Regions from separate parts of the Homo sapiens genome. Here region 1 is linked to region 2. A link is a loop called in an ENCODE intact Hi-C map of the cell type or tissue named here. Cell type or tissue: OCI-LY7. All regions are shown on one strand. Each heading gives the region's core, and the rest is flanking DNA. Links, peaks and the distances in the headings are about the cores only.

The links. Hi-C counts contacts between places; a loop is a spot of excess contacts. Peaks named below come from ENCODE experiments on the same cell type or tissue, not always from the same donor. Only the 100,000 strongest peaks of a DNase experiment are listed, where the experiment ranks them.
Region 1: a loop joins it to region 2, with 11 times the contacts of the local background. A loop is called at or near these places in 6 of 110 quality-filtered maps.

The regions. Positions count from the first base shown.
Region 1 is chr16:11,672,398-11,683,763 of GRCh38, forward strand. It overlaps SNN (stannin), which reads left to right. Exons shown (of 2, transcript NM_003498.6): 2 at 3,578-6,755. The coding sequence starts at 3,663. The coding sequence ends at 3,929. TXNDC11 (thioredoxin domain containing 11) reads right to left here. Exons shown (of 12, transcript NM_015914.7): 12 at 6,686-7,440. The coding sequence ends at 6,798. Among named protein-coding and RNA genes, the nearest start is that of SNN, 9.6 kb to the left of the region's middle. RefSeq lists enhancers at 282-1,101, 8,822-9,178 and a silencer at 640-709. In OCI-LY7, for the core only: CTCF peaks have their summits at 1,993 and 8,347; DNase peaks (open chromatin) are centred at 2,031, 5,174, 6,203 and 9,364; H3K4me3 peaks cover 4,779 bases; H3K27ac peaks cover 5,827 bases.
Region 2 is chr16:11,390,249-11,401,614 of GRCh38, forward strand. LOC400499 (putative uncharacterized protein LOC400499) reads right to left here. Exons shown (of 67, transcript NM_001370704.1): 50 at 11,018-11,158; 51 at 9,454-9,567; 52 at 9,224-9,352; 53 at 8,100-8,261; 54 at 6,263-6,427; 55 at 3,143-3,311; 56 at 2,069-2,253; 57 at 1,762-1,854; 58 at 1,418-1,613; 59 at 31-215. It also overlaps a transcript of LOC105371082 not described here. Among named protein-coding and RNA genes, the nearest start is that of RMI2, 50 kb to the left of the region's middle. RefSeq lists an enhancer at 1-373. In OCI-LY7, for the core only: CTCF peaks have their summits at 4,937 and 6,152 (motif pointing right); a DNase peak (open chromatin) is centred at 6,153.

The DNA of each region.
Region 1 (11,366 bases), core at 1,757-9,756, 280 kb after region 2:
CCTGCAAGAGGCGCCTTCTGAGAAAGTCCCGAATAGGAAGGTGCCAGCCGTGGGGCGGTCAGGGCAGAGGTGGGAGCGTGGGCTCGCAGCGGAGGGTGTGGGGACGCCTGGGGAGGCAGGGAGCTTGGATTCTCTTTGGTGCTGGGGAGGATTCTGAGTGGGGAGAACGCCATCACATTTTTGCAAAGATCGTTTCTCAGGAAACATTTGCTGAGTGAATGAAGGAACAGATACGCACTCGGGAGGGCCGGACCACAGGCCAGGCGTGACTGTGGCTCAGTCACTGGGCTCTGTGCTCGCGGCGGGGCAGAACCCCACATCTGGCTCTGCCCATGCCTCCTGGCCTGGGTTCAGGGCAGCAGACGGGGTTTTGGGGTCACCACTCCTCTTAGAGAATCCCTTTGAGCTGGGGCCGCCTGTGCCTCAGTTTCCTCATTAGTCCTGGGGCCAGTGGTTGAACTGGGGCCCTTGAACTCAGGTGCCTCCTGGCCTGCCCACCTGGCTTTGCCCCGCCTATCCCAGGTCCTGGTGCCATTGTTTGATTTTCTACTTCCTGTCCCTGAACCACCCCCACCCCCAAACACACACACTTCCCCTTCCGAATTGATACTGACTTGTCTTCCTGTCCAGAAACCCCAGGGGAGGGCAGGCACCCCAGCAGGCCCTGGGAACCAGAGGTGCAGGGGAGAGGGAGGTGGGAGGTGGGAGGCACAGGGCAGGTTGGTGTTCTTCTTGCAGGGAGAGAACACAGAGGTTGGGACGAGTGTAGACAGGCTCACCCAGCCATGGTGGGAAGGCTGTCTGTGGGGTCAGAGGGGTCCCCTGTCCAGTCTGGAGGCGTGAGAGAACAGCTAAGTGGGGTTGTGGAACCGGATGGTGGCAGGGGAGAGGCCAGGGTGGTCTGTACATGCAGGGGACAGAGCAGGGCCACCGTGGAGCTCATGGCCCGCTGGAGGGAGAGGTGGGCGCTAATCAGGTGGCCATGCTCCAGAAGCCAGGGTTGCATGCCAAGGCCACTGCTCCGGAGGGAAGGAGCCCGGCCGGGTTGGGAAAGCTTCCCTGCCAGAGCTGGTATTAACCGGGTCAGGGTGTCTTTCTCCAGCCGGGCCATCTGCGTGGTGGGGGCTGCCCTGTGCACGATAGGTGCCAGCAATATCCATGGTCTCCCTACTTGATGCCAGGAGTGCCACCTGCCCCCAGTTGTGACAACCAGAAGTGGCTCCAGACATGGCCAGATGTCCCCAGGGTGGGGACACAGTGGCCCCCAGTTGAGAACCACTGAACAAGGGTAAGCCGCCAGAACGTTCTGGGCAGGGGCAACTGCCTGGGCCAGGGCCTGGTAGGAGGGTTCGTTGCGGGGGTCAGCGTGGCTGGCGAGCAGGGCATATTGGGGATGTGTAGTGTTCGGTCCTGCAGGTCATTGTGAGGACTTGGAAGGCGTCCTGGCTGCAGTGGCCCCTGAGGGTGGGCAGGGAGATCCTTAGCGCCTGCGGCAGCCTGTCTCCTGGAGTCAGGGGGAAGGCAGTGGAATGGAGGGAGGGCACCTCCTCTGCCCAGGGCCCTCTGCAGAAGCTGCCGGTTTCCCCGGGCCTGGTCCCTGGACAGACGCTGGGGGCGTTGACTTAGCTGCCTTTGTCCTTCAGGCAAACCTGGCTTCTGGGGAAACTCCTGGTTGGGTAAGAATCATTTCTCCTTAAGGGTGCTGTTCCTCAAGGACGCAGCAGGTTCGACCCTATTTGGAGGGAAAACCTCCTTCCAGTGCTGTCTGCCTGTGCTGATGTCAGTCTTATCCAAAGGGAACAAAAAGCCAGACGTGTCGTTCTGAGTGCCGACCGCACGCCCAGTCCTGTGTAGAACGCGTCTCGGGCCTGTCCTCATCCTCACTGACCCCGGGTGCAGCCAGCGTTTGCTCTGTTTGTGGCGAGCGAGGCAGGAGAGGGAAGAAAGTGCAGGGTCTTGGGACTCCAGAGAACCTGCCAGCCTCAGCACTGCGGGGCAGCAGAGGCAAAGCCCTGGCCTCAGCATGCTCTCACTGGCTGTGCCTTGGGTGTCACCTAGAGGGTTGACAGGGTGCCTGGAGCTGGGGACTCTTAGACCTTATGTGCATTCCATAGCCACACTGTCCTCCGCCACTTGGCAGGCCCACCCATGGGTGAACTCCGTGGCTCGGCCAGGTGGAGGTGGTGGTCCCAGCCCTCCAACTTCTGGCGTCATTCTTTCAACATGTGGAGCACAGGCTTGGCCTGGCCTGGGAGGGGCCTCATCCCCGCTCCCACCCAAATCAGCTGGTGCCCCGACTCCTGGCACTTGCCAGGGGGACCCTCTCTGCCTTCAGAGCCTTAGCCCTCACCGTGCCCCCTGCCAGGAACACTATTCCCCATCAGCACCGCCTCCCTGCCTCCCACCTGCCCACCCAGGTTAGCATCTTGGCACCTGGTTGCTGTGTTCCTGACAATGGCACCCTGTATTGTGAGTGACCGGCATTTGGGGTACTAACCAGTTACAGTCTGGCGCCTGCATTAGATGCTAAGCACCATCAGGGAGGGAGCCTCTGTCTCACCCTCCCTGCCTCCCCGAAGCTTTCCCAAGTGCCTGTCTCCATCTCCCGGGACACTCTACCCTGTTGCTTCCTTGGTTGGCCTCCGTCCAAACCACACAAGGGACTCTACCGCCCAGCTTCCTTCTCAGATGGTGTGCCGCGTTCCAGGGGTCTTCCCAGGCCCGATGCAGTGCCTGGTGACAAAGGCTGTTGTCCAGTACACCCTCTCACAGGTGTCCCCAAAGGACCTGCCTGTTCTGTATATGATGTCTGTTTGGGAGAGGGACTGATGTCATTGTCATTTCTTTTTCTTTTTTTTTTCTTTTTTTTTTTTTTTTTTTGAAGAGACTCTTGCTCCTGTCGCCCAGGCTGGAGGGCTAGAGCGCAGTGGTGAGATCTCGGCTCACTGCAACCTCTGCCCCCCAGCTTCAAGCAATTCTCATGCCTTAGCCTCCCAAGTAACTGGGATTACACGCATGTGCCACCATGCCCAGCTAATTATTGTATTTTAGTAGATACGAGGTTTCACTATGTTGGCCAGGCTGGTCTCAAACTCCTGGGCTCAAGTGATCTGCCGGCCTCAGCCTTCCAAAGTGCTGGAATTACAGGCATGAGTCACTGCACCTGGCCATTTATCTGCTTTCAAACCCCCATCTCTGGCCATTAGGAGGCCCCAGTTGCCCTCAGTCCCTGAGTGGTCATGAACACTGAGTTGGGGCTGGGCTTCCCGAAGGCACACCTTCAGCTGAAGAACCAGAACCATGTCTGGCCCTCTGGCATCCTTTGCTGCAGCTGTCGCTGTCGCAGTGTTCCCGGCTCTGCCGCCAGCGAGGGTGACTCACCTGCCTGGTACAGCAGCACTCGGGGTTTCAAAGGTCATGAACAGGAGCTGGGTGAGCGTGGGTGAGCAGACGCCTTCGAACGCCGGCCAGCATGCTTTTTGTCAGGGTGAGGGTGGGATGGGCAGGTCTGAGAACGATTAAAAATAGACCCCGTGGAAGTGCTAACCGCAGCTCGTCAACCTGCTTTGTCTTTCAGGACTCCCGTGTCCAGCCTGAGTTCCAGCCTCACTGAGTGGCCACCCCCAAAGTGCTGCCAGCCGAGGAAGCCCCCAGCACTGACCATGTCTATTATGGACCACAGCCCCACCACGGGCGTGGTCACAGTCATCGTCATCCTCATTGCCATCGCGGCCCTGGGGGCCTTGATCCTGGGCTGCTGGTGCTACCTGCGGCTGCAGCGCATCAGCCAGTCAGAGGACGAGGAGAGCATCGTGGGGGATGGGGAGACCAAGGAACCCTTCCTGCTGGTGCAGTATTCGGCCAAGGGACCGTGCGTGGAGAGAAAGGCCAAGCTGATGACTCCCAACGGCCCGGAAGTCCACGGCTGAGCCAGGATGCAAGGCTCCTGGTCCTGTTTGCAGCCGGCCAAGAGGCGCTGGGAGGGGCAAAACCATACGGATGCGCTGCTGTCTGAGAGGAAGGGCTGACACTTGCTGGCATGGCCTCTGCGGGCTTCGTCATCGCATGCACTGATGCCCGGGGACCTGGCTGTCCTGGGCTTCCCCTCGGCCTCCAGGTGAGGCTGCCCATTGCAGGCACTGGGCAGGCCTGACCTTGCTGGGGCTCATGGCCCTGTAGCGCTTTTGTTACTTGAATGTCTAGCTGAGCCTGTTTTTGATGGAGCTACTACTGTAATGCGTGAACTAACAAACCTGTGAACTGTAAATAGGCCCCTGGAAGCACGTGCTTAAGCCCTTTTGCTGATTTTTAAAAATATCATCTAGCGCACACGGGACTGGTATTCTGGCTGTACTAATGACAAGCTGAGTCAAGACCCTGGAGGGTCATAGGCTTGTAAAGGCCCACGCCACACTCGGCAGGGGTCTCTCATGTGTGTCCATCTGCGTGTATGTCAAGGAAGTGAGATGCCAATTTGGGGTCTTGAGGCTGACCAGTTGGGGTGCTTGGGTGATCTCTGCTTCATTAGTCATGGGTGGAAGAAAAACCACACCCCCCGCACCCCTCCGTTCTTTCTGCATAGACTCACTTGTTAAATAGCAGTTCTGTTGAGAGTGGAGTTACTGCAGGGAAGCTACCGGACCTGCCTGGGAGCCAGTGAAGGGCGAGTCAGGGCACGCGTCCTGGAGGCTGCCAGCGTCCTTGTAGCAGAGCAGTTTCTTGCCGCTTGGGTCTTCAGCACGCCAAGCCCCCCACCAACCCTCCACCCCGAGTGAAGGCTTCGCTGAAATTGCTTTGGTCCTCATAGAGCCTGTGGTGGCTACTTTTGGTCTGAAACCCACTTGGCCCAGGAAAGAGAAAAGGTTGTATGTTTTGTGTTGGTGTTTCCTATTTTCTGCACTGGAGGGGAGGGGACTGTTGAGGTTCTGTCTTTTTTCTTCTTTTCCTCTTCCCTCTTCACATCACTTGGCTTCCTTTCCTCTCTGATGACCGTCCGCCTATGGGGTTCTGACTTCACTTTCCTCAGCGGGTCTCCAGTCCCCTGACCCAGCTCTAAAGGCACTTAGGACCCAGGGAACATTTCTCACGTGCACATTCCCCTAAGAGCCACCAGACTGCTTCCTGCCAGCCTGTGCTTGCGGCAGGGAGCCGGGGCAGGGCAGAGGTGAACTTGAAGTTCAGGACTTGACTCTCCCACAGGTGGTGAGCTGGTGGCTCTCTGGTGAGCTAGTGTCTCCACAGCCTGTCTCCAAGGCCTCCCCTATGTACATTTCAGTGAGCTCACTTTGATTTTTAATCCCACCACAAGCACATACTAATTTTATTTATGATTCAAATGTGACTCGTGCCTGCCCATCCCTGTAATAGATGGAAGGTCAGCCCCGGCTTAACCACAGAGCACTGGCCCTTCATGGCTGAGCTCAGAGCTCTGGCCTCCTGCTCAGACTAAAGGCACCTCCTCTGGCCTCACCCAAGCCTCTTCTAAAAACCATGTTGAATGAATCCACGTTCTGGAACCCCGAGGCGGGAGAAGTAGGGAGCTGTTCGTTTAAGCAGCATACACCTAAATTGGGGGTTTAAACATTAAGTAGGAGCTTGGGGTGGAAGAGGGACAGCCGGCTGGGCCACCTGAGCAGAAGGTGGTAATGAAACACCTCAGCTGGGCTCTTGGGAGACCTTAGGAAGCAGGAGAGGCAACACCTCTGGCTACTGATGGTGTGGCAAGTTCAGAAGAGGTGGTGGTGGGGTAGGCGTGATGTCAGCAGAAGCCCTGCAGGCTGGGTGGGCAGGACACGTGGTGGGGGCCACTGAAACCAGGCCTAGGAGGGAGAACAAGTTCCAAAGGTGCCGACTGGAAGAAGGGGGTAAAAGTTTGCTTTGGTGAGTGAGAAAAGGCTGGGGCGTGTGATCCATCCCCTCACGTTTCAGAACTTCCAGGCTTTCTACCTCGACTCTCACCACAGCCAGCACATACACCTAGGCTGTTTTTCCTTCCTCCACACCTGAGGGACGCAGCAACAGCTAGGATCTGCATTTTCAGGTTCCGAGCCTGACCCCTGGAACTGACCAGCGCTCGATTGTCAGCCTTGGCCTGGGGTTTTGACCTTGCCAGTGAAGTTTCGGTTTTGAAGTGATTAAATGTCACTTCCTCATCAGTTTCACTTCTGGAGGTTTTCTTATCCTACTCCCTGGTGCCAGGGACGTACCTGGGAGTTTGAATCAGGCCCATTTGAGCGTGGCAGCCGTGTTGGGTGAAGGTCCGGGGCTCGGTGAGGCACTGGGGGGGTTTTCGGGAGGAAAATGAAAATGCTTCTAGAATGAGTGAACCACATCATAGCTCTCACTGTTTTTTCAATAGCTACTTTTTTTAGCAGACACCAGAGCCACACTCAAATGGCTAAGTAGGTTATGACCTCTCTGGATTATTTTTGAATGCCCAACTGTTGCATTCAAGTTTTCTGACTAATAAGAAATTAAGCATTCATCCTTCGTATCACTGCAGAAGCAACAGTGGGGGCACAGGGAGGGAACTCTTGACACTGAGCCACTAAAATATGGACTAATTTTTTGGACAAATCTTCAAACGGACTGTGCTACTGTATTTGTCTCAAAGCTACCAAGTTTGTGCAATAAGTGGAAGGGATGTCATCCTTCTTCAATAAATGCTGAATGACATTCAAGCTGATTTTCTAGACCACTGAGAAAATCTTTATTTACAATAAATTTCAATAAAATTTGCATAAATATATTCCCAATGTACAATTTTCACCTCTGATTTCTTCATATCATTTAAAAAGTTAGTCTGTCCTGTTCTCCTTATTCCTTTCAGACACCAGTGTGGCGCTGACATTGGCAGGTGGAGGGGAGCTGCCAGGGAGCTGGGGGGTGGCTGAGGGCTCAGGCTGCTTGGGGTGGACCTCTCTCTGGGCCGCCAGGCTTTCAGCTCCATCCCTGCCCTCCAGTTTCCTCTCCATGGTCGCCACCAGGATCTTGAGCCACGTGTTCTCGGTAAGGAGGTTTTCTGAGGCATCGGCCAGCTCCTGCAGCTTGCGGGCCAGCTCCTGCAGCTCACGTGTCTTCTGCTCATAGAGGGCCTGCAGCTGCTCACTGTGTGCGTGGAGCAGGCTGTGCTGCTCTTCCAGGGCCCGCTGCTGCTGCCGCAGCCGGTGCTCATCTCTGCGGGCACTGGAGAGCTGGGACTCCACCTGCACTTGTGCTCGCTGGAGGCTGCTTATTTCTGCTCTCAGTTTCTGGATCTCTCTCTCCAAGTGGGAGATGTGCCCCCGCTGTAAGACTGCCTCGCTCTGAAGACACTCCTTGGTAGGAGAGTTAGCCACATTCTGGGGGCTGGAAGCAGGGTCTGAGTGATGCAAAATGAACCTCAACAGGTTTGGAAGGGTGATGGGGACGTCTTCGGGGTATTTCACACTTAGGTCCTTTCTGGAGAGAGAGGGAAAGGAAGCAAAGACAGGAGTCACACCAACACAATGAGTCCAAAAGCAGGCTGTACCTGAGGCCAGGCCATCTACTTCTCACCAAGAAAAGACGTTCCGTGGATTTTACTTACTGAAAGTAAGGAAAATGTTGCCTGGGCAAGAAATTCTCTACAAAGCTGAGGCTGTCCCATATGCTCGTTCTGTAATTAAGATGGCTTATCTGTTCCTGAAGCCAGAGCTCAGCTTCACCCACACCCTCCAAGAAAGACAAGAGCTCCTAGGCCCAGGCCTAAAGCCAGTGATGCAGGGCCCCAGGAGTGTGTAGGCATGGGGCCTCTGTGTGCTCGGAGATGCCCAGCGGCTGTGTCAGGAAGAGCGTCCAGGGGAGGCAGGAGTGTCCCACCTATGTCCCTCTTGTGCCCACTGACAGTGCCCGGAGAAAAAGGAAGAACTTGAAAGATACCCAGTCTGTTTCTTCAGCAAGCATTTATTACACATTCTCTAAGGCAGGGGTTCTCAACTGGGGGTGACTGTACCCCCATTCCCCAGGTACATCTGGCTCACACCTGGCAACCTGATAACTGGCAAACAGCCCAACCAAAGGACTATGAATTCAGGCTGCCCAGCCCTGAGAGCACAGAATAAGGAAGGAAGGTGACATAGAAAGGGGTTTTCCCTACAGCTTTGTTCCAGGTCCTGATCTAGAGATCTAGAAAATTCCTCTTCAGAACTTGTCATTTAATCGTCTGATGATGTTTCTCTCACATATCTATTTACCTGTGCCTGTACAGCCTGGCTGCAATTGATCAAAACTACCAGCTTTATGCACTTAGGTATGAGGTGGGCCGGCAGCCGAGTTTGTCTCCCTCAGGTGTTAACAGAATGGAAGTCAACAGCAGGGACTCCAGAGCCTGGCTGCCCAGGGCCACTGGACCCGGCCGTAAATTGTTTTATAATTTTGGGGTAAACATTCAACCATCCCCTCCTTTAAAGCTTAGTTTTCTTAACATATAAGCTTTCTTCAAGTGGGGCCCAGCCATTCAAATGACAAAGCTGGGTGTGGTGCTGTGTGCCTGTAATCCCAGTGCTTTGGGAGGCTGAGGTGGGAGGATCGCTTGAGGCCAGGAGTTTGAGACCAGCCTGGACAATATAGTAAGGCCTCATCTGTATAAAAAGTAAGATAAAAAAATTAGCCAGGCAAGGTGGCACACACCTGTAGATCCAGCTACTTAGGAGCCTGAGGTGGGAGGATCACTTGAGTCCAGGAGTTCAAGACTGCAGTGAGCCGTAATTGCACCACTGCACTCCAGCCTGGGCAACAGAGTCAGACCTTGTCTCAAAAACAGAAAACCAAAAAACCCCACAACAACTGAAAACACATCGTGGCCCTGTCAAGTGGGCCCATGGAAGAATACCAGACGCTGGACCTGCCCCCACGTTCTGCGGCACAAGCCTGGTCTTGTAAGGCAGAGTAAACGTGAATTACTTCCCAGAAAAAGCTGCCAAGATCCCTCAGGATGTCTACCTCCAGACATTTACAGGACAGTGACATCCGTGAGCATGCTATCTGCTAACTAAGAGGTCTTGGTGCACTCTCCATCAATGTCCCTAATGGGCACACTAAAATACTGCCACACTTTGTGAAAGTAGCAGGGACAGAGAATGTCAACAGTCTACTTCCAGGAAAGCAGTCATGTGAAACTATGGTGGGAAGAGGTCCCCATGTCTATGCAACTCTCCTCTAACCCTGAGGGAGTGGCAGGGCACACCTCTAAAAAACTGTGATTCTTCCCCTGGGACACATCAGAGTCTCTTGGTGGACAGGAGCACCCATCTCCCCCTCATCACCCTGGCCCAGGGCCAGGCCAGAGCACCTATATTTTGCAATGTCACACAGAGTCTGACGCAAGTGCTGGCTGGAGGAGCACCTGCTCGGTGGAGCAAGTGGCTCCAAGATGCCTCTGCACAGGAAGGCTATGTCTCCCTCAAGGCCCCACCCCTTCCTCTTCCTCCCAAGGACAGGCTCTTGCATTTTTTTCCTTCATGATTTTTATAAATCAAGACATGCTCTTTGTAGACAATTTGCAAGGGATGTAAAAACATACAAGCAGCACCTTCAAATCACTTGCAATCTCACTCCTCTGAAGTCATCAATGTTAACACCTCAACATTTTCCCCTCTGTGAACATCTCCACCTAGCACATGCACAAGTTTATATTTTATCACAGTAAATATACAATTTCATATTCTTTTCACTAAAAATAGCATAAGCAGGTGGACAATGAAAAAGGTCTTACTACATGTTATCCAACAGCCTTTTTCATTTCCTCTTTTGCAAGCTGTCAGCTCACGCTGCTTGCCCATTTACCTTCTGGCTAAACCAAACACTCGCTTGGGACCAGCTCATGATGAGCATACTTTACTTCTACCATTTATTTTTAGGAAATGAGAAAAATTCCATTCCAAAGCCATAAAGCTTTGGTTTACCAACATCCTTACATTAAAAGAGAAGTGGACAGTCTTCTTATGTTCGATATTTAGAAACGACAAGGGTAAGGGCCTGCAGCAAGTGCCCAGCATGGGGCCGGAGAAATGCGCACATCTTCACGTTTCCCACACCAGGCAGCCTAAGAACGAAGGTCACTCAGCCCAGACGCAGGCCTCCAGATGACGCCCCACCCTGCCACCTGTTCCGCCTGTGTCTCTCTACACAGATGCATTTCTGCCAGCTGCTGAGAACTTCTTCATTAAAAGGCATGTGCTGGGTGCTAAGATTTTCATATTTTTTCAAACTATGCTTGGAATTCAAAAATTATACGTCATTAAACTACATGCCCAACTCCTGGCCCACACAGATGAAAGTGTTAGTGTTACTGTCCGTGATTCCTGGACTATGTGGTAATTTAAACACTTCTTAGAAAGAAAAAGCCTCATCACAACTCAGTCAGCAGTAGAAAAGGGTGAGTCACATTCTGTTTTTAGTGCATGATGTGACAAGACCCTACTACCACAGAAGTACTCCCGCAAAAATTCTTTGAGATACAAAGCAAAAACCAAGGGAATGATTCAATAGATATGAAGGAAACACTCTCCTAGAGAAACATGACAAGCTGAATCGCAAAAGGGAGGCAGGAAATTAAAACAGCAAACGTCATACATGCGAGCCAGGGAACTCCCTAAATGATGCTGCAGACACTTTCCCCTGGAGAGAAGATACTGTCAAAGTCATGTGAGTGGGTCCCCAAAAGGACTCAACTTTCTAAAAACCAAAGGGAATCTATAAAAAGGGAGCAAACATCCAGTGTATTAGGCTCTAAAGGACCAAGAGTTAATTTCTTTTTCCACTAAAACATCTGCATCTACGTTTACTAACTGGAAGTCCGCTCCCCCTTGTTAATGTCCTGCTTGCAGGGGCTTCCGGGGTAGTTGCCGTTAAGAACTGCACCTGGAATACTGATTAGGCAAGTGTGAAAAAATCAAGCGACCATCCCATGGCGGACGTTCACAGCAGTCTGCACGCATGGGAGAAAACCCCTTTGTAGGCCTCCTGGAATCCGAGAAAAGGACGTGCCATGGGTAAGAAAGCCACCCTGTCCTCTGTACGAGAGGGATGAGGAGCTGCTGGGAGGCCAACTGAGAGACAAGCAAGTGGAAGGCTTGGGGCAGGCAGGGCTCCACAGATTCTCTGCTGTTTTGCCCCACACAAACATTGCACCACTGCACTCCAGCCAGGGCAACAGAAGAATCCTGTCAGTCTCTGCGTCCTCCATATGTTCATACAGGCCATGAAAGCTAAGAATTCTCACGGCCACATTCAAGCTCGGGTAAGAGATAGACTGGGAAAAACAACCTTTAAAAGATCCATACCACACATAACATCCTGACACTACAACCCTTTTATGTCCCTAAGGACACTTTTTTTTTTTTTTT
Region 2 (11,366 bases), core at 1,712-9,711:
GCCAACTACGCCCCATCCTTGCTCACTCACCAGCTCCAGGGCTCCTTTCATGGCCCCCAGGGCCGCCCTGATGGGCCTTGGACCCCCTTTGCCTGGCATCCCGGGCACCCAGGCCTGCAGCCGCCGCATGGCCTCCTCTGCTCGCTCCCGCCACACCTCCTCCAGGGGCCGCAGTGTCACCTCCAGGTAGGCATCCTTCAGTGTGGCCAGGGGCCCTGCAACAGGCAGCCACCACCCACCATGAGACCTCAGGGCAGGTCAGAGAACCAGCCCTGCCCAGACACGCCAGGCCTCGAGGAGATAGGGCCTGTTCCTGGGATTAAGATGTGGGGAGCTGGGGGAACTGGAACAGAGCAGTGGCACTGGAGATTGCAGGGGAGTTGTCACAGCAGGCCTGAGCCGTCTCTGCAAGGCCTGCTTATAAGGTTGTCTGGGAACTTGGATTGGGGGAGGGTTCCCACCAGTCCTAGAATTGATATGAGGCTCCCTGCATCTGAACTGTTTGTACAAACGTGGTTTATGCCGGACCCCTGCTTGCTTCCTAGGAGTCTGACAGTGTGGTCCGTGCCAAGCAGCACCTGCCAGTGTGGCAGCCCCCAATAAAAACCCTGGGTGCTGAGTCTCCCAGGAGCTGCTCTGGTGACAGCTGGGACAGCTAAATGCATCCTGTGTGAAAGCGCTGGGACTGGGAGAGTACCCTGGGCACTGGCCCTGGTTCTCCCTAGACTCCGCCCCAGCCCCCTTCCCTGTGCTGACACTCCTGCATCCCCTCACTATAATAAATCACAGCTGTGAATAGCGCTGGGCGGAGTCCTGGCGCATTCCTCCTGATTCACTGCCCTGGGGGTGGTCACAGGAACACTCTGGCACAGCAGGGAGGATCGGGAGGTAACATTCAACAGCCAGTCAGAGGGATGCCCACCCTGGCGCTGGGCAGGGCCTTGGGGGCTCTGTGCTGTGCTGGGCATTAGCCCTGGATGGCGGAGAGGCCAGAGGTTCCCAGTCCTGCCACGAGGCTGGTTGGGGCAGCAGGTGTGAGCCTTTAATGACCACCTGGCCACATTGAGCTCATCGTGGAACCAGAAAGAGATGCTGTGGCAGTGAGCTTCACAGAAACAAGGCTGTATACTCAAAAGAAAGCAGGCGGGAGACTGAAAAAACCTAGGCAGCAGGCATAAGGGAGATGAGCTTGGAGACTCTGTAAAAATGACACAGCAGACCCAGAAAAAACAAAGGCTGTAGATCTATAACAAATAAGGCAGGGGGCTAAACACAGCTGGGCTACAGGCCCATGGGAAGCGAGGCCACATTTCTGATTGAAACAGTGCCACAGGCCAATGTGAGCGCTTAGGGCCCCGGTGGAGAGGGGGGACATTGATTTCCGCACAGGATTGAGCCCTCCCCCTCCCACACTTACATTCCAGCTCCTCCCGCAGCTGCTCCAGCCCCACCTGCAGCCACTCCAGGTAAAGAGGCAGGTGCTGGGTCAGTGCCTGGCTCCGGGCCCACAAAGTGGCTACTGCCCAACCACTCGCCTGCATGGCCTCCCGCCCCGCCTGGGACAGCTGCAGAAGGAGGCCTGCCACGCCGTCCAGGGTGCCTGCCGGCTGCACCTGGACAGGGAAACCGAGGCAGAATCAGGGTGAGGTCCAGGGCAGAGAGAGCCCCAGACCCTCCTGCCTGGTGAGTGGGGGCTACAAGCCAGGTCAGAGGGGGACCTCTCCAACCTGAGCCCCCACCCTCCCCTGCTGTGATACCCACCAATTGCTGGAACCTTCTCACAGAGGCACCCAAGCCTTGAACCTTCTCTTCCAGCCGGGCTTGCACCTGGGAGCCAACTGCTGCAATCCTGGACTGTGAGGACAGAGGAAGAGGCTGGGGCCTCGCAGGAATGAAGTAGACACAAGGTTCTCGGTGCCAGCAGCAGGTGTGGGCCTCACAATGGGGTTGTCTGCCCTGGTTTCTGGGCACAGCTGGACCCCAAGGGCTCGGGGCTCCTGGCACGGGGGCCTCTGCCCAGTGGGAGAACGGTAACCCCTTCCCTGTGTCCCAGCCCAGGCCCTCTCACCTCCACATGGCCCAGCAGGCCCCCCTGGCAGCCGCGCGCGGCCAGCAGGAGACTCTGGTTGGCAGCCTGCAGGGTCAGGCGTCCCAGCGGCTGGGAGGGCTGCCTGCCATCCCGGAACAGGACCTCCGCCTCGGCTGTCCGCCCATGGGCACATGCCCGCAGCACCACACTCTCCTCTCTGCCCCCTGGAGCCAGAAAGGGACCTGCTGGTGCCCCCACCATGTCTCTGGCTGCCCACTCCCCCTCCACCGCTTTCCGTAGCTCCCCACTGCCCCAGGCCAAGCCTCAAGGCCCTAGGATTTGAGAACCTTGAGCTGCACCACCTAGAGCAACCACCTGAGCCACCTGAAGCCCCCTCTTCTGTCCCCTCCCCCGACACGGCAGTCAGTTAGGGATGCCATAAGGCTTCAGGGGGTTTCCTGAGGTTTTTTTTTGAGACACCAAGGCAGGAGTACAGTGGCTGGATCACAGCTCACTCCCAGCAGCTGAGACCACAGGAACACATCACCCCCTACCCCACCAGGTTTTTTCGTTTTTGTTTTTGTTTTACTTTTTGAGACAGAGTCTCGCTCTGTCGCCTAGGCTGGTGTGTGGTGACACGATCTCGGCTCACTGCAAGCTCCGCTTCCCGGGTTCACGCCATTCTCCTGCCTCAGCCTCCTGAGTAGCTGGGAACTACAGGCACCCGCTACTGTGCCCGGCTACTTTTTTCTATTTTTAGTAGAGATGGGGTTTCACCGTGTTAGCCAGGATGGTCTCGATCTCCTGACCTTGTGATCCACCCACCTCGGCCTCCCAAAGTGCTGGGATTACAGGTGTGAGCCACCACGCCTGGCCACCCCCCCCCCTTTTTTTTAAGTAGAGACGGGGTCTCACTATGTTGCCCAGGCTGGTCCTGAACTCCTGAGCTCAAGCAATTCACCCATCTCGGCCTCCCAAAGTGCTAGGATTACAGGTATGAGCCCCTGCACCCAGCCCCGACTTCTGAAATCTTAACGCCCAGACCCCCGTCCTTTCTTGAGCCAACAGGGGCCGTGGCCCAGCTAGCTGAGCTGGGACCCAGCTGCCACTCACCCTCCTCATGGGCCACAGAGGCCTGCAGACAGCTTGGGGCCCGGAACACAGACAGCCTCACTTTCTCCTCTCTGTTGTCCACGCTTCCCTCCAACCGGACCAGGCTTTGAGAAGTCGAGGTGGAGACACGGCCCAGTAGGCCAACCCGCTGAGCCTTGGAGCCACGAAGCTGGGAGGGGGAAGGCAGAGGCCTGAGTGGAGCCTGGCCCACCTGTCCCTGGTCTCTCCCCTGCCCGCCCCAGGCTCAGGAAGAGGCTGGCTGGGGAGGCTGCTGTTGGACCTGTAGGGAACCAAGGGAAGGCACAATGCCCACGCCCGATCTCCAGGGCACCAGGTTCCCCACGCCATATCCCTGTCTAAGGCTGCCAGTGCCCCATTACAGAAAGCACTTTTGAAAATACTCCGGGCCAGGATCAAGGGCTCACTCCTATAATCCCAGCACTTCAGGAGGCCAAGACGGGTGGATCGCTTGAGCCCAGGAGTTTCAGACTAGCCTGGACCACATGGCAAAAACCCTGTCTCTACCAAAAATACAAAACTTAGCCAGTCTCATGACAAATACTTTTTTTAATTTTTAAAAATACCCATCTAGGAGCCCAACCCAGCAGCAGCCGCCCACAGGGTGGCTTAGAGATGGCTGCTGCCCAGGCCCCACCCAGACACTCTGATTTAATTGGTGTTGGGGGCCCCGGGCCCTGGCATTTCTAACATCCCCAGTGCCCTGGTGTTTCTGCTACAGCCCAGGCTTTCCGAGTTTGCATGGGAACCACTGCAAAGGTCTAAGCAAGGAGACACGGGCACACCTGGCATAACACCCCAGGCACTGGGCAGCTTACCTAAGTCCCTGCAGGTGCCCAGCCTTGGGGGCACGGCAGGGACCAGGACAGGCGAGTCTAGAATGGGGTGGGAAAGAGGCTCAGAGGCCCCCAAGAGAACACAAGCCCGGAGGAGGCCCTGCAGGGGAGGGAGCCTCAGCTACCCTGTATTCTAGTCCAGACACTGCAGCTAACAAGCTGTGCACCCTTCAGTAAGGGTGTCACCCTCTCTGGGCCTCAGCTCCAAGATCTGTAAAATGATACAGAACAATGGTTCACAAAACTTAACAGGACTTAAGAGTGTGTGTGCGCGTGCACGTATGTCTGTTAAGGGTTGAATTTTGTTCCTCAGATAGGTTGAAGCCCTAACCTTCTATACCTGTGAACGTGGTGTTATTCGGAAATAGGTTTTTTGCAAAAGTAATCAAGTTGAGGCCATAGTGGATGAAGGTAGGCCACACACCCAATGAATGCTGTCCCTGTGAGAAGACCATGTGAAGATGCCACCCAGAAGGCAGAAGGCCACCACGTGGGACAGAGGCAGAGACTGGTGTGATGCCACCACAGCCGTGGGTCCTGGCAACCACCAGAAGCTGGAGGTGCTACAGAAGGATCTTCCCTAGGACTTTGAGAGGGAGTGTGGCCCTGCTGACAACTTGCTTTTGGACTTCTGGCCTCTAGAACTGTGACACCATACCTGTCTGTTGCATTAAGCCTTCCAGTTGGTGGCAATTTAATACAGTAGTCCTAGGAATCGAATGCAGGGTGCTTACTAAACATGCAGAAGCATGTCGATCTCTGAGGAGATCCAAGTTGGTAATAGGGCTACAGCCCAGGACTCCTGTGGAATTTAACCAAGCACAATGTGATCTTGCCAGGCAGGTGGGGGCAGGGGACGGTCTGCAGACCACACGGAGTTGGCCCTGGATGGCTCCCAGCATCTGAGCTCAGCCCCGCTGGGTGTCACTGAAGAGCAAGGGCCATGCCTGCCTCTGTGTAGCCTGGGTGAATGCCTGACCTCCCTGAATCTGTCCCTCATCTGTCCTGGGGCCACTGGGTTGGGGTGAGCAAGAAACAAGGCTGGGAAAGCCTTCTGACCACTCCACAGACCCCAGAATGGACCAAGTGAGAATAGCTGTCCCAAATAAATCGGGGATAGGGAAGCAAGAGGACCAGCCTCTTGCCGAGCATCCGCCATGGGTTCACTCCCAGGGCTCCAGTTCCATCAGGCACGGGGCTTACAGAGCCGGGGGCAGGCAGGGGCCTGGCTGGAAACGGGGAAGTGACAGTCAGTCCCGGAGAACAAGAACCTTGGAAGGAGAAACTCCTTTGAAATGGCCACGGCTGCTGAACTCTCAACCCAGAAATGCCATCCTCATTCAGCTCGGATGCCGGGAAGGGAGGGAACTCCCCTCTCACAAGCACCTGCTACATGCAGATGTTGTACAAATGTGTTTGCTCCTAACCATTCTGCAAGGGAGATGGTATTTGTTCCCATTTGACAGAGGGGAAGACTGAGGCTCAGCAAACGAAAGTCACGAGGCCAAGTTCACCTGGCCAGGGAGACAGAGGAGGTGGATGGAAACGCCGAGAGAGCACCTGCTACGTCACGTGCCTTGGCTACGCAGGCAGCGGGAACCGGTATCCAGACTCCCAAAAACCACCCTGTGAAATATCTGATCCCCTCCTACAGATGAGGAAACACATGCTCAGAGAGGTTCCTTCCTGGGATCACCTGGCCAGGTCAGGGCAGAGTAGGTATTGGAGGCCAACTCTGCCCCTTCCTACTTCCCAGGGCTGCTGGGAGTAAGGAGGGGGAGGAGATGGTACCAGTAATGGCTAATAGCAAATACTTACGTAGTGGCTGTTTTCTCTCAGGCACTGCTCTAAGCGATCTATGCCTACGACTATATTTAACCCTTGCAATATTAACCCCATGGGAGATAGGGCCAGTACAATTATACCCATTTTACAGGGGAGGAAACTCAGGTACCAGGAGGCAGCTAGGCTGGGATTCAAACTTGGGCAGCCCAGCCACTGCCTCTCTGTTATAGGAAGGGCCGGGTGTTGGGACTGTGGAGGAGCTGCCTTGTCTTGGCGCCAGGGCCAGGCCTGGGGTTCAGCAGGCGTTCCCCCGACCCAGAATGAAGCTCTGGCCCCATCCAGAATGCTGGTTTGCAGTTCCTCAGATAGCCACTAGATGGCGGGGCCGCCCAGGCAGTTGGGGGCCTGCTGGCCAGGGAGGAACCGCAGGGATGCCGGGATATCTTTCCCAGGGACTGTCAGCCCCATCCTGGCCACTGACCTCCAGTGCCCCGGAGAAGTCAGCTGAACGAGGCCTGCTGTGGTTTTGGAGGGTCAGGCTGAGATGCAGGCCGTGGTCTGGGTCTGGTGCAAGGCCCAGGTGGCAGCGGGAACGCAGCAGGAGTCCACCCTGGCCCAGGGTGTGCTCCCCGACGACCAAGAGGGCCTGGGACGAGAGAGTCTAGGTGTCAGGCAGGCACAGGGGTGGCAGCTTCCTCTCTCCCCAGTCCCCTGCACCGAGAATGCAGCAGCAGCTGCCACCTCCCAGCCTCCACACCTGTCGCAGCTCACAGCTGACCTCTAAGAAACGCAAATCAGATGCCGTCCCCTAAGAAGCTGGGCTCTGGCATGGCCCGTGGCCTGCTTTGTTGTCCCAACCTCACTTCCCTTGCTCCCTCCGTAAGTGCTGCCCCGTGTTCCTCAAGGCAGAGTTGTGCCTTAGGCCCCTTCCCTCTGCAGGGCTCACACTCACCAGTGAGGCCCCTTTTTGCAACACCCTGGCCCCTCTCTGCTTCATTCCTGCACAACGTTTACTACACCCTGACCATAGACCATGCATCTCTAGTTTGTTGTATCGTCCTGGCCCCACTGGAATGCGCCACCCAGGAGGCCGGCACCTAGGCTGTGTCTTTCACATCCACTCCCTGCACCTAGAACACAGCCTGGCATAGGTGAAACACACAAATGTTTTCTGAATGAACAGAGGAAAAGATAAGGGGTGGGAAACTATGGTTTGGGGCCGAATCTGGCTCACTGCCCACTCTTGTAAATGCTTTTTATTTTGAGACAGAGTTATGCTCTGTCGCCAGGCTGGAGTACAATGGCACGATCTCAGCTCACTGCAACCTCCGCCTCCCAGGTTCAAGCGATTCTCCTACCTCAGCCTCCTGAGTAGCTAGGACTACAGGCACGTGCCACCGTGCCCAGCTCATTTTTTCTATTTTTAGTAGAGAAGAGGTTTCACCATGTTAGCCAGGATGGTCTCGATCTCCTGACCTCGTGATCTGCCTGCATCGGCCTCCCAAAGTGGTGGGATTACAGGCGTGAGCCACCGCACCCGGCTTGTAAATACTTTTACTGGAATACAGCCGTAAGGATTCATTTACATATTGTCTATAGCTGCTTTCACAAGACAGTGGTAAAGTTGGTTGTTGGAACAGAGACTGGATGGTTCATAAAGCCTAAAATATATGCTATCTGTCTCTTTACAGAAGAGTATGAGTCCTTGGGATGGAGGGAGGGAGGGATGGAGGGAGGGAGGGATGGAGGGAGGGAGGGAGGGAGGGAGGGATGGACGGACGGATGAATGGATGCAAGGGAGGAACGGTTGGAGGATGAATGGATGGAGAGAGAGGGTACATGGGAGGGCAGATATACGGGGATGGATGGAAGATAGGAAGGAGGATGGAAGGATGCGTAAAGGAATGGATGGATGGGTTGGTGGATGGAAGAACCAATCAACCAGCTACCAACCCCAGGAGGGGAAAGGGGTTGAGGAAAAGGAGTCCTAACACCTCTCCTCTGGGGTAATGATGACTACAGCAGCTCTAACTCATGTGCCCGGCACCAAGGCTGAGCATTCCCGCATCATGTCTCTCTTAAGTCTCACCATCACTCTACGTCCTGGAACCTGCTGCTCCTTCCTCAGATGAAACACCAGAGGCTCAGAGAGGAGATGTGCACTGCCCAGTCACCCAGCAGGCAAATGGCAGAGCCACGATGGTGGCGTCTGGCTGCCTCGCTCACACCCCTGCATTCTGCGGGCACCACCCTCACTGCTGCCCCCTCACCATGGGTCCCTGGTCCTCCAGCTGCCCCCTTCTGCAGGGCAGACTCACCCTGGGCAGGTCACAGAGCCCCAGGTGGAGGGAGTGCCGCAGCCAGCGTGCATAGTCAGTCTGTACTTCTCCCCAGAAGCTCTGACGGGTACAAGAGGCCCCGAGGACGTGCTCCAGCGTGGCCTCCATGATGATCTTGTCTGGCTGAGATGGCCAATGCCTCTGGAATGAGAGGGCCTATGGGTCAGGGGCTCATCACCTAAGAGAATGCCCATGGCCAGCTGCAGTTGGAGACCCTCACCTAGGCAAGAGCATGTGCCAGGAATGTGCCGTCAGAGCTCTCATCAGCCACAGCACCCCCTTACACTCTGCGGCAGGATTTTTTTTTTTTTGAGACACTCTTGCTCTATAGCCCAGGCTGGAGTACAGTGGCATGATCTAGACTCACTGCAACCTCTACCTCCCAGGTTCAAGCGATTCTCCCACCTCAGCCTCCCAAATAGCTAGGATTACAGGTGCATGCCACCACGCCCAGTTTTTTTTTTAATTCTTTAGTAGAGATGGGGTTTCGCCATGTTGGCCAGGCGATCAGGTGATCCCCCCACCTCAGCCTTCCAAAGTGCTGGGATTACAGGTGTGATTCGCCATGCCCCGCTCGTGGCAGGATTTCTGCTGTGAGCACTTAGGGGGCCATGCCTAAGAGCCCCAGGAACCCAGGCGGGAGGTCCAGAGGAGGAAGGGGCTTCCAGGGCCAGCTCTCCCCATTTCTCCATGGCCTGGTTCCTGCCCCAAGCTCTGCAGAACAGTGCTCGGCCCCATGAGGAGCCCTATCAGGTAATGATGCTGGAGGAGACCAGACCTGATGCCTCGGGGAACCGGAGCTCCCGATCTCCCTCCGCCCCCTCCCGAGAAGCCCCCTAGCATCCCACCTTCTTCCCCATCTGTTCCCAGCATCTCGGGCCGTTCCCCTTGCTTTTCTTGTCTTCCAGAGCCCTCACCACATCCCAGTTAGGAAGGGAACCATTTCACAGATGAGAACACTAAGGCTCACAGCAGAGAAGTAAGTTGCCCAGGATCCCGCAAGCACTGGAACCCAGGACCACGTGGCCCCAGAGCTGGACGCTCCTGTGGCAGGTGGAGCCGCCTGGGGGTTCCCTGCCCAGACGCTGCTCCCCTGACCTCACCTCGTAGGTCAAGTTCTGCCGCATGCGGTGCTGGCCCCAGGACACGTTGAGCTGTTCAACGAACACAGCTGGGGTCTGCGTGAAGGCCCCGCAGGCCTGGAGGCTGTTCAGGCCCCAGGTTTCCTGGAGCTGATAGGGAAGAGAATAGGGTACATGACCTGGGGGGCCAGCTGAGAAGCCTGGAGCGAGGGGGACCCCCTCACTCGGTGCAGCGGTCAGGCCCCACATACCTGCCCCGGGGAGGCGGCCAGGCAGCCGTCCCAGGCGGTGCTGTGTGCTAAGGACCCGTCAGCCCAGGTGAGCTGCAGCGTCGCAGGTTGTCCTCTGTTCCAGGTGAGCTGCACCTGCATTGGGATGGGAGGGCAGTGGTGGGGAAAGGGGGACATGTAGGGGAGAGGAGAGGTTAACGGTGTCCCCACAGCCATCTCTGTTGGGAAATGAGAGGCTAGGGAGGATGGAGAAGCTGGTGCCCCTCCCCCAGATATCCCTAGAGGAACTAGGATGGAGGGTGGAGAGACTGCCCTGCCTACCCCCATCTCTGGAAGAGCTCAGAGCCATTCCCAGGCTGGAGACTGAAAGCATTTAAATGAAAAAAAAAAAAAGCCTCATCCCCAACACCCAGACTCAGCATTTCCAAAGACAGAAAGCAACCGTGCTCCTCACTGGGGCCTCCAGGGCCAGCATGATCTGTCCCTGCCCATCTGACCTCATCTCCCTGTCACCCATCCCTCCCAGTCACTCTGTTCCCATCTTATTTCCCTTCCAGCCCTCCCCAAAGCACCCGGCTCATTCCCACCACAGGGCCTTTGCACGGGCTTTTCCTGTTGCCTGCAGTGCTGCTCCTCCAGCTTCTCTCAAGCCCGGCTCCTTCCCATCCCGGGGCCGCCTCCCCCATGAGGCTCTCACTGACCACCCACCTTACAGTTGCTGCCCCACCCACCCACCCAGTCACGCTCAGTCTCACATCTTTTTTTTTTCTTTTTTTCTTCTGAGACTGTCTCACTCTGTTACCAGGCTGGAGTGCAGTGGCGTGATCTTGGCTCACTGCAACCTCCACCTCCAGGGCTCAAACGATCCTCCCGCCTCAGCCTCCCAAGCAGTTGGGATTGCAGGCACACACCACCACACCCAGCTAATTTTTATATTTTTAGTAGAGACAGGATTTCGCCATGTTGGCCAGGCTGGTCTCAAATTCTTGGCCTCAAGTGATCCACTGGCCTCGGCCTCCCTCAGTGCTGGGATTACAGGCATGAGCCACCACGTCCGGCCCCTCTTTACTACTTTACAGTGCTTATCATATCACACCTTCTGATTTTTTAATTCATTCCTTGGCTTGAATTCTGGAGAGCGTCTTTTGCCTGCACACAGCTGGCCTGTTGTCCTCCCTTTCATAGATGGGAAAACCTGAGTCTCAGAGAGGCGATAGGACACACCCGAGGCCCCCCAGCCAGACAGGGAGCCCAGCTGCCTCACTCAGTCCCCAAAGCTACCACTAAACAAGCAACTATAAATGATCAATCAGAGACGCCTGTACCTGTTTCCCACATTAAAATGTGAGCTATCTTCAAACACCGCCTGGTATACAGTAGGTGCTCAATGAGGTATTGATAAAGGAATGATTGAATGAAGGATCCCAGAGATCCCCAGGCTTCAGGAAGCTGTGATTCCGGAGAAGTCTTTGTCACTGATGAACACACTCTCCTTCTCCTACCAGAGGTGCCCAGCCCCACAGGCTCAGTCACGCGGCTCCCACCTCCAGCCCCGGCCAAGGGCGCCTGGGACATCCTCACTCACCTGCCGGCTCTGCCTGCCACCCCTGCTCTCAGCAAGGCCACTGGCCTCGGCTTGCCGCCAAGGGAGGTTGAATGGGTGAGCCAGGGCCAGGCGGGCGGCCAGCTCACTCTTCCCCAGCCACAGGGAGGAGGAGACCAGCACCTAGGGAGGGAGACAGACTCAGCCAGTGGCCTTGCCCAGACAGACTGCACCTCTTTCCCACCCGCACAGACCACCTTCTCCATCGAGGTCAAGGCTGCAAAAGGGCAGGTGGCTTTCAGCACAAAACCCCATCCCTGTGCAAGGCCCTCGGAGAGCTCAGTCCATTTCACAGAGGAGGAAATCCAGGCTTAGAGAGGAGCAGATGGAG